Regions from separate parts of the Homo sapiens genome. Here all the other regions are linked to region 3. The links are chromatin contacts, found by Hi-C or POLR2A ChIA-PET in ENCODE. All regions are on one chromosome and are shown on one strand. Each heading gives the region's core, a stretch centred on a gene start or an enhancer-like site at or near the end of the contact. The rest is flanking DNA. Distances are from core to core; before and after follow the strand shown.

Region 1 (2,923 bases), core at 1-2,500, 200 kb before region 3:
CCCCTTGACGTTTGACAAAAATGAAAACATGGCTGCCAAAAAGAAGTCTGTTGCTATGCACACCAACTACCTGTCGGCCTGCAGCTTCACCAACTCTGACATGCAGGTAAATAGGCAGCCCCCGGTGTCAGGTTGACCTGCCAAGGAGCACTAAAGAGGAGCTGAGAGGAGAGGAAGCTTTCGGCGTCTCTCTGAACAAGATGGCTGTGCTCCAGTAGTTTGCTCTAAGAGGAAGCTCCTATTGTTTCTCATTAGTTATTATTATTTTAATAACATGAGAAGGTTGGGGCTAGTGATTGTTGGTAGTGTTGAGATAAAACTGCATGGCATATTGAAAATCCTCCTCTGATTGACTTGGCGAGGGTGGGAGTGGAGCAGGGAACCCCCTGGGGTGCAGGCAGTTACTGTGCCCTGGTCTGCGTGCTAACGTGTGTAAAGCTTCACTGAGCTGTCGGGCTTCAGAGCTGTGCACTGCATGCATCTCACTTTACAGTCCTGTTTTAACCAATGCAAAAAGAAAATGCTTCACCATATTAAATCTTTGCTCTACTTTAAATACACTACAGTGAAAACAACACAACCTTTATCACTTTAAGTTTTCTTTAGCAAGTGGTGAAAGCACCGCATCGTTTATTTATTCACACTTATTCAGCAAACCTTCTCAGTACCTACTACCCATATTGCCAGATACCACGTGGCTCTGGGGCCAAAAGCTCAGTCTTGGCCCTCAGGGACCTTCATGAAAACCAATAATGGTTGGACAGTGGGGGAACTGGGGAGCTCCGAGCAGGAGGGGTTGGTCACAGACTTGCTGCTGCCAGTGAAGAGGGACCGCTGCCACTCCAGGCGGCCACAGAGTGTGAGGGAGCACAGTGGGAGGCAGGCAGCCGAGAGGTGGGTGGGGCCAGATCCCAGGGCTCCCTGAGTGCCTGGGCTGGACCCTGTAGGTGACGGGAGCCCTTGCAGGGGTGAGTCAGATTTTGGTTTGTTTAAAAGAGAAAAGTGTCTGAGTTAGATTAAAGCCTTCCATAGTTTACTCTGGCTTCAGTGAATTGATGTCAGGAGGGATGGGGAGGTTAGAGGCAGGGAGGTCAGGTGGCTGGGTAATTGTTCAATTGCTGACTGGAGGGATGTTGGGACTTGCAGTGTCACCATTGTGCCCCTGTTGTTTACACCTATTATTTGAGCCTAACCAGGAATCTTGCAGACTTGTTCACCAGGGGGCGCTGTGGCCACTGACTGGTGCAGTGGCCAAAATGAGATGTCTTTGGGCCTGAGGCAAACCAAAGCAACAGAGGACATTTAGGCTGGATGAAGGCAGGCTCAGGGGGCTACCACGACCATCAGGCATCTGAAGCCCCTCTGTGGAGACCCATCAGACTCGCTCTGTGTTGCCCCGGGGCAGGGTTGGGGATGAAAGGGGGCACCAGTAGGTGAGAAAGTGCTTTCTTTTCCAACAAGCAGCTTAGCCGGAGATAAAGGGAAGTCACAGCTGGCTACCTCGGCGGGGACGCGGCCTGGGAGGCAGGGTAGGTCAAGGGTGGCTCTGGAGGCAGACAGCAGGATTGGATCTTGGCTCCGCTGTGTTCTAGCTGGTGATCCTAGACAGCGTTTGAATTTCTGCGTGCTTCATTTTTCTCACCTGCACATGAGGATAGTAAAGTAGTAAATCTGTCCTGCATAAGGTTTTCTGAGGCTTAAATTAGATGATTCATGTACATAGTGTAGTCCCTGGTAAATATCAGTAAGCGTTAACTCTTATTATTTGTTTGTTTGTTTGTTTGTTTTTTGAGACAGGGTCTCACTCTAGTACCCAGGCTGGAGTACAGTGGCACAGTCTGGGCTCACTGAAGCCTCCACCACCCAGGCTCAAGTGATTCTCCTGCCTCAGCCTCCCAAGTAGCTGGTAGGCCTGTAGTGGGTCTGCAAGCACACGCCACCATGCCTGGCTAATTTTTGTATTTTTTGTAGTGATGGGGTCTTGGTGTGTTGCCCTGGCTGATCTTGAACTCCAGAGCTCAAGCAATCCACTTGCCTTTGCCTCCCAAAGTGCTGGGATTATAGGCGTGAGCCACTGCACCCAGCCAATTTTATTATTATTAACACAAAGCTTCATGGATGATGCTGATACATGGCCTAGTTTGGGTACTACTGAACTCATGAACCTCCAGCTTTCTTCAATCCCTGGGATCTAGGTTGATAAAAGAGAAACTCAAGCGGCTGGTATGAGACTATGGTATTAAACTTACAAATTCTCTGCATTCCAGAACAAATGAGTGACAATGAGTTAGGGGTTCTGTTTAATGCATTTATATGAATAAATGTTTGGTCTTTAAACTTTATTTTTACTTATATTATAATGAAGATCAGAAACACAAAATTGAAAAGTATTAGAAATCTACTTTTAACTTTTAAAAACTATTCATTTCTTTGATCAAACAGTATGGTATGAAAATTTCCTAAATTAAAGAGCAAGACTGGGGTAGTTGCTTAAAGAAAATTGTTTGGACCTGGTGTCTCAAAATAAACTGTAAGTTACTGCAAGTGTTATTAGGAAAGCAGTGAGTTGGAACAGCCACTAGTGGGTGTGGGCCAGGAGAGATTGAGGGAATTTGAGCATCCAACAAAATATGAGTACCCAAATTTCAGCCTCGGTTCAGGTTTTGTGTGTCCATAAGCTACTTTGCTAGCTTAAGTCATCTTGTTGGATGTATGCAGGCCTCCTGAGGGAAGTCAAGGCTGGAGGGGGTCCTGTGGACAGCCAGTGGGTGCAACACCAGGGCGGGAGCAGATTCCCCTCCTTGTAATTTGTTCCTTCCCTGCAAAAAAAGAAAAAAAAATGAGTTTTTTTTTTTTTTTTTTTGAGACCAAGTCTCACTCTGTTGCCCAGGCTGGAGTACAGTGGCGTGATCTCAGCTCACTG
Region 2 (2,964 bases), core at 447-2,946, 180 kb before region 3:
TGAGTGAATACTGCAGCTGTTCTCTTTCATGTGGTACCAGCACATCATACAGACCCATCTATAATCCAGGCTGGAGGTTTTTCTCCCTCAGTCAACTGGACATAGGCAGCATCCCAAGAAGCCATAGTTGTAGAATGAGGGAGAGGAGGCAAAGCAACAGGAGTTGATGTTGGAAGAGTCTGAGCCGCCTGCTCATACAATTTACTTATACCTTCTGAACCTGCCTGGGCTGTTTCTAATACACCATTTCCATTTGATGATAGGTGGCTGCTGTATACATCCAATTTTATGGCTACGTAGGTCAGATGACATCCAGTTCATGATGGGAGCTCAAGCTTCATGGTCAGGCATTCTGCCTCTATCAAGGCCTAGTAGCAAGGCAGAACCTGCTTCTCAGAAGGAGAGTAGTTATCTTCAGAAGAGGTTCTAGATTTACTTTAGAATTCTAGAGGTCTGTACTCTCTCCTGTCAGTGCTTGCCAGAGGCTCCATACAGCATCCCTGTTGGACAAAGTCCCACTGGATCTGTTGGATCACAAGACCCAAGTGGTAGGGCAGCTTTACTGCAGCCTGAACCTTCTGCAGAGTCTTCTCTTATTCTGCTCCTCAATCCACCAGCCTGTCAATTGGGTTGAAATAGCACAAACACAGTATATGTTGCCTTCAAAGTCCAAAATGGCTTACTGTTCCAGGCTGTGTCCCCCAAAATTCATATGTTGAAATCCTAACCCCCAGTGTGATGGTATTCAGAGATGGGGCCTTTGGGAGGTATTAGATCACAAAGGTGGAGCCCTCACGAATGAGATTATTGTCCTTATAAAAGAGACCCCGGAAAGCTACTCCACACCTACTGCAATGTGAGGACACAGCAAGAAGCCTGTTGTCTATGAACCAGGAAGCAGGTCCTTACAAGACACAGAACCTGCCAGGGCCTCAACCTTGGACTTTTTAGCCAACAAAACTGTGAGAAATAAATGCCTTTATTTATAAGTCACCCAGTCTATGGCATTCTGCTATAGCCGCCTGGACAGACTAAGACAGCTGCCAAGTGCCGTGCCTCTTTTGTAGTGATGCAAGATGCAGCAACTCATCTTTCACCCTGGGAGGGCTATTTCAACATGCTCCAGACCCCTGAACCCCCAGAAATACCACTGCTAGTATCCATTCTGCATCAGTCTGGATCCAATCAGGAGAAAGAAGCCACGGAGTAATATGAACTGAGAAAGTTTAATATAAATATTAGATGGCCGGGCGCGGTGGCTCACGCCTATAATCCCAGCACTTTGGGAGGCAGAGGCGGGCGGATCACGAGGTCAGGAGATCGAGACCATCCCGGCTAACACGGTGAAACCCCGTTTCCACTAAACAATCCAAAAAAATTAGCCAGGTATGGTGGCGGGCGCCTGTAGTCCCAGCTACTCGGGAGGCTGAGGCAGGAGAACGGTGTGAACCTGGGAGGCGGAGCTTGCAGTGAACCAAGATCGCGCCACTGGAGCTAAATAACCCGAGTCTCACAGTGCATCTGATTGCTACGCGAACACGTGCGCACCACCAGGCCTTGCCTTGGGGACTGGAACAGGTGCAGGTGGGATTCCCATCAAAGGCTCTTCTCTCAGTCCTGAAAAACAATATACCGGGGGCCGGGGGCCGGGGGCCGGGGCGGGGCACGGCAGCCCTACCCTGGGGGAGGCGCGGCCGGGCCAAGAAAACCAGCGAAGGCCCGGCCCCCCAGCAGAGGCCGGACCATGGTTGACCAGTTGCGGGAGCGCACCACCATGGCCGACCCGCTGCGGGAGCGCACCGAGCTGTTGCTGGCCGACTACCTGGGGTACTGCGCCCGGGAACCCGGCACCCCCGAGCCGGCGCCATCCACGCCCGAGGCCGCCGTGCTGCGCTCCGCGGCCGCCAGGTTACGGCAGATTCACCGGTCCTTTTTCTCCGCCTACCTCGGCTACCCCGGGAACCGCTTCGAGCTGGTGGCGCTGATGGCGGATTCCGTGCTCTCCGACAGCCCCGGCCCCACCTGGGGCAGAGTGGTGACGCTCGTGACCTTCGCAGGGACGCTGCTGGAGAGAGGGCCGCTGGTGACCGCCCGGTGGAAGAAGTGGGGCTTCCAGCCGCGGCTAAAGGAGCAGGAGGGCGACGTCGCCCGGGACTGCCAGCGCCTGGTGGCCTTGCTGAGCTCGCGGCTCATGGGGCAGCACCGCGCCTGGCTGCAGGCTCAGGGCGGCTGGGTGAGCACGCGGCGGACACCGGGACACGGGGCGGGACGGGCAGCCGGGAAGCGCCCACGAGGCTGGCACGGTGAGGAACCCACCGCGCCAGGCCCCTGGAACGAGGTTTCGTGAAAGCAGAAAGGCTCGTTTCAGCGGGCCTGGAACGTTCGCTGTGAAGTCTGGGGTTTCTCCTCCCCTGGCAGAAAGGCCGGCAGAAATCGGCCTTCTTAGACGGCCGTGAACCGTTCCGAAGCAGCTGCGCAGGCTTAGGTCTGCTCACTTGGACCTTGCCCTGGCCTTAGCCGTCGGGGACTTTTAGGGGGGCACCCACGTTAGGTCTGAACGTTTTGCTCCTATAGAAATCCCCAACCAATGAAGTCAGCAATGGCGGGGCCCCAGCCAGGTGGGGTGTTTTTCTCCTTCGCCTATTAAATGCGCCTTTGGAGAGACTCAGACCCATTGATCACAACCCCCTACGCCTCTCAGCCTGGCCAGAGAGGTTGTGGAGTGTGGTGGTCGCCCAGTGGTGGCGCTGACCCAAGGTTCCTTAATTTCTAGTCCTCTGCACCCAGTCCTCGGTGAGAACGTTCTAGGCCCCTGGCTTTCAGCTGCAAGCCTTCATCTCTGTGGTCAAGGTTAGAGGGACAGGCCCTTGCCCTGCAGCTGATGATCAAGGAAAGCCACCTGGTGATGAGCCCACTGCATGCCTCTGGGGGCTCTGAGCTAGACCCCATTTCTTTCCCCACCAC
Region 3 (3,031 bases), core at 477-2,976:
AGGGATCCTTCCTTGCCTCTCAGTTTCTGGTAGTTCCTGGTGATCTGTGGCTTTTGACAGTATGACTTCAGTCTCTGCCTCTGTCTTCACATGACCTTCCTTGTGTCTCTGTTCCGGGTCTCAGTATCTCCAGATCTCCCTCTGTTTGTAAGGACACTATTCATTGGATTTAACTCTAATCTGGTGTGATATCATTTTAACTAATTACATGTGCAAAATTCTCTGTTTCCATATAAGGTCACATACTGAAGTTGTGGGTAGACATGGATTCGGCGGGGGGTGGGGGGGTAGGTCACTATTTGATCCACAATGATAACGATGATATTGTTGTAATATAATTGTTAAAATATTGTATTCAAAATTAATGTCAAAAAATCCATAATGAACAAAATGTCAAAATTTTAAATAAAGATGGGATCTGGGCCGGGCGCAGCGGCTCATGCCTGTAATCCTAGCACTTTGGGATGCCAAGGTGGACATCACCTGAGGTCAGGAGATCGAGACCATCCTGGCTAACACGGTGAAACCCTGTCTCTACTAAAAATACAAAATTAGCCGGGCATGGTGGCGCGTGGCTGTAATCCTAGCTACTCGGGAGGCTGAGGCAGGAGAATTGTTTGAATCTGGGAGGCGGAGGTTGCAGTGAGCTGAGATCCTGCCACTGCACTCCAGCCTGGGTGACAAGAGTGAGACTCTGTCTTAAAAAACAAAAAATACAAAGGGACGGGAATTTGATTCCTCTTGATGGGAAGAATGGCAAAGGATTTGCAGGTACGTTTGAAATCCACCACACACATATTTGCCTTCTCTGTGGAGCTCTTCTGCATACACTAATCTTGTCCTTACTGACAGCCTCTACTTTTACTCTTCTTTCTTCCTGGTGCTATTAGTCCAAACTGGGAGTGGTAGTTGTGGGAGGCTTATCCTGAAGCCTGGTTATAGAGAAAGAAAAGTGACATCAAGAGAAGGGAGGCCTAAGTCATCATCATGTCACTTTCCTAACTCAGAAATCTTCAGTGCCAGCTATTTCCTGGCTAATCAAATGGAAACTCCTCTACCTGGTTTTTAAGAGCCTTCATTCTGACTCCAGTCTCTCCAAGGCAACACAGTTTTGTGTGTTTGTGTTAAACATTTTACCAGTAGACACCTGTGTCAGTTGTTAAGCTCTTGTCTCGTCTCCAAACCTACTCTTCTGTACCTGGCATGGTGGTGCTGGGGCCAGGAGTCCACAAACCAGATTTGAGCTTCACCAGCTGCCCCCTATTAGGGGGCGCCAAAGGAAGACTGGAAGCCTGGAGAACTAAGAAGGGATTGCTCCTTCCTGTTTGCTTATGGAACTTTCTGGGGGGCTTCCTGTTGACTTGCCATTTTCTGTGAGAGGACCCACCAACACTTCTTCACCTCAGCAGAGGCAGAGCCTTTCTGCAGCTGCAGAGTCCAGTTTGCAGTTTTGCCAGCACTTGGAGACCCGGCTTCATTTTCTCCCCTGAGAGACATCCGGACCAGCTGGGCAGCAGCTTTTCCTCAGGTATGAGTTAAGCTCCAGGGGGCCCTTTATGTAAGTGTTTAAGTTTTTATAATCCCCCCTCGTCCCTATGTTCCCTCAGCCCCACAGGTGGAAGCTGTTCTTTGCATATGCTATCTCTGTGAACTCTTAGAGTTCCTCTTTTTATACTTTCAATAACCTAGTCCACAACTTTAAACCGAATTGAACTTTAAAATATTCTATCTGTACAGATAACTGGTGTGTTTTCTGTTTCCTGACTAGAACCTGACTAGGTGGTCAAGGAAACGAATCCTCAAAGATGGAGTTTAGGAGTTGGTGTGGGTTTGAGTGCAGTTCTGAGCTCCCCACCAATGAGAAGGGATGCTGGTAGCCCATGGTGTCCACTGGTATCACAATGAGTCAGATTATCTCATTTACTAGAGTAGACTACAAACTGGGGAAAGGAAATACCCAGAACTGGGGGATTACTAGATGCTGGCTCAGTTGATGCTCACTCCTAGAACCTAAAACACTCCACTAAATACAAAGTGGAGACTGACAGTGGTCAGGTGATAGATGGAGTTTTAGCCCAAGTTCAACTCACAGTATGCCCTCCAGATTTACTGACCCACCTTGTGGTTGTTTCCCCAGTTCTTAAATACATGATTGGAGTAGATATATTTTGTCAACTGAGAGATTCCCCACATTGTCTTCTGATCCATGAAGCACCATTAAAGTAGAAAGGACCAAGTGGAAGCCCCTGGAACTTATTTTTCTCACCAGGATAATAAAGCAAAAACAACACTGCATGCTTGGGGGAATTGCAAAGATGAATGATACCATCAAAGACTTGAAAGAAGCAGAGGTGATGAGACCTCTTATATCCCCCATTTATTTATTCATTATTTTATTTCTTTATTTATGAGACAGAGTCTCGCTCCTTATTTACTTATTTTTGAGACGGAGTCTCACTCCATTGCCCAGCCTGGAGTGCAGTGGTGCGACCTCAGCCCACTGCAACTTCCGCCTCCCAGGTTCAAGTGATTCTCCTGGCTCAGCTTCCCGAGTAGCTGGGATTACAGACACAGGCTACCATGCCTGGCTAGTTTTTTTATATTTTTAGTAGAGGGAGGGTTTCACCATGTTGGCCAAGCTGCTCTAGAACTCCTGACCTCAGATGATTTGCCTGCCTCAGCCTCCCAAAGTGCTGGGATTACAGGCATGAGCCGCTGCACCCGGCCACATCCCTAATTTAGCTCACCTGTATGGCCTATTGGCAGATTGATCTTGGAAATGACTGGTTATCTTACACCGAATCAAATAATGACTATACTAGCGGCTGCTTTTTTTTTTTTTTTTTTTTTGAGACAGTCTCACTCTCACCCAGGCTGGGTCACTAGAATTGTGAGAAATATATTAAGCAGAGGAGGACATGTATCCTTCAAAAGCTGTAGGCAGGGCCAGGTGTGGTGGCTCACGCCTATAATCCCAGCACTTTGGGAGGCCGAGGTGGGTGGATCACCTGAGGTCAGGAGTTCAAGACCA

The links. Hi-C counts contacts between places; a loop is a spot of excess contacts on that map. ChIA-PET counts read pairs that join two places held with the same protein, here RNA polymerase II (POLR2A). Pooled maps may share reads with other maps.
Region 1: a pooled map shows a loop between it and region 3 (4-fold over the local background). The contact joins two enhancer-like sites. A Hi-C loop is called at or near these places in 2 of 50 pooled maps. POLR2A ChIA-PET finds 5 or more read pairs at or near these places in 4 of 52 experiments (GM12878, T-cell, activated CD4-positive, alpha-beta T cell and 1 more).
Region 2: a pooled map shows a loop between it and region 3 (2.6-fold over the local background). The contact joins the promoter of BCL2L10 here to the enhancer-like site in region 3. A Hi-C loop is called at or near these places in 4 of 50 pooled maps. POLR2A ChIA-PET finds 5 or more read pairs at or near these places in 2 of 52 experiments (PC-9 and activated CD8-positive, alpha-beta memory T cell).

Annotation. Positions count from the first base shown.
Region 1 is chr15:52,138,323-52,141,245 of GRCh38, reverse strand. GNB5 (G protein subunit beta 5) reads left to right here. Exons shown (of 13, transcript NM_016194.4): 7 at 1-106. Among named protein-coding and RNA genes, the nearest start is that of BCL2L10, 27 kb to the right of the region's middle. RefSeq lists an enhancer at 1,282-1,381. Within about 2 kb of position 1,250, at least 3 of the 41 ENCODE cell types and tissues checked have a DNase peak (open chromatin) inside an H3K27ac peak, as active enhancers do; they include GM12878, where a contact is called at or near this core.
Region 2 is chr15:52,111,507-52,114,470 of GRCh38, reverse strand. BCL2L10 (BCL2 like 10) reads left to right here and starts at 1,696. Exons shown (of 2, transcript NM_020396.4): 1 at 1,696-2,233. The coding sequence starts at 1,745. RefSeq lists a silencer at 1,690-1,849.
Region 3 is chr15:51,934,531-51,937,561 of GRCh38, reverse strand. All of the region lies in intron 2 of LOC112268148 (a long non-coding RNA gene), which reads right to left. Among named protein-coding and RNA genes, the nearest start is that of LEO1, 36 kb to the left of the region's middle. RefSeq lists enhancers at 1,567-1,786, 2,007-2,056. Within about 2 kb of position 1,726, at least 3 of the 41 ENCODE cell types and tissues checked have a DNase peak (open chromatin) inside an H3K27ac peak, as active enhancers do; they include GM12878, where a contact is called at or near this core.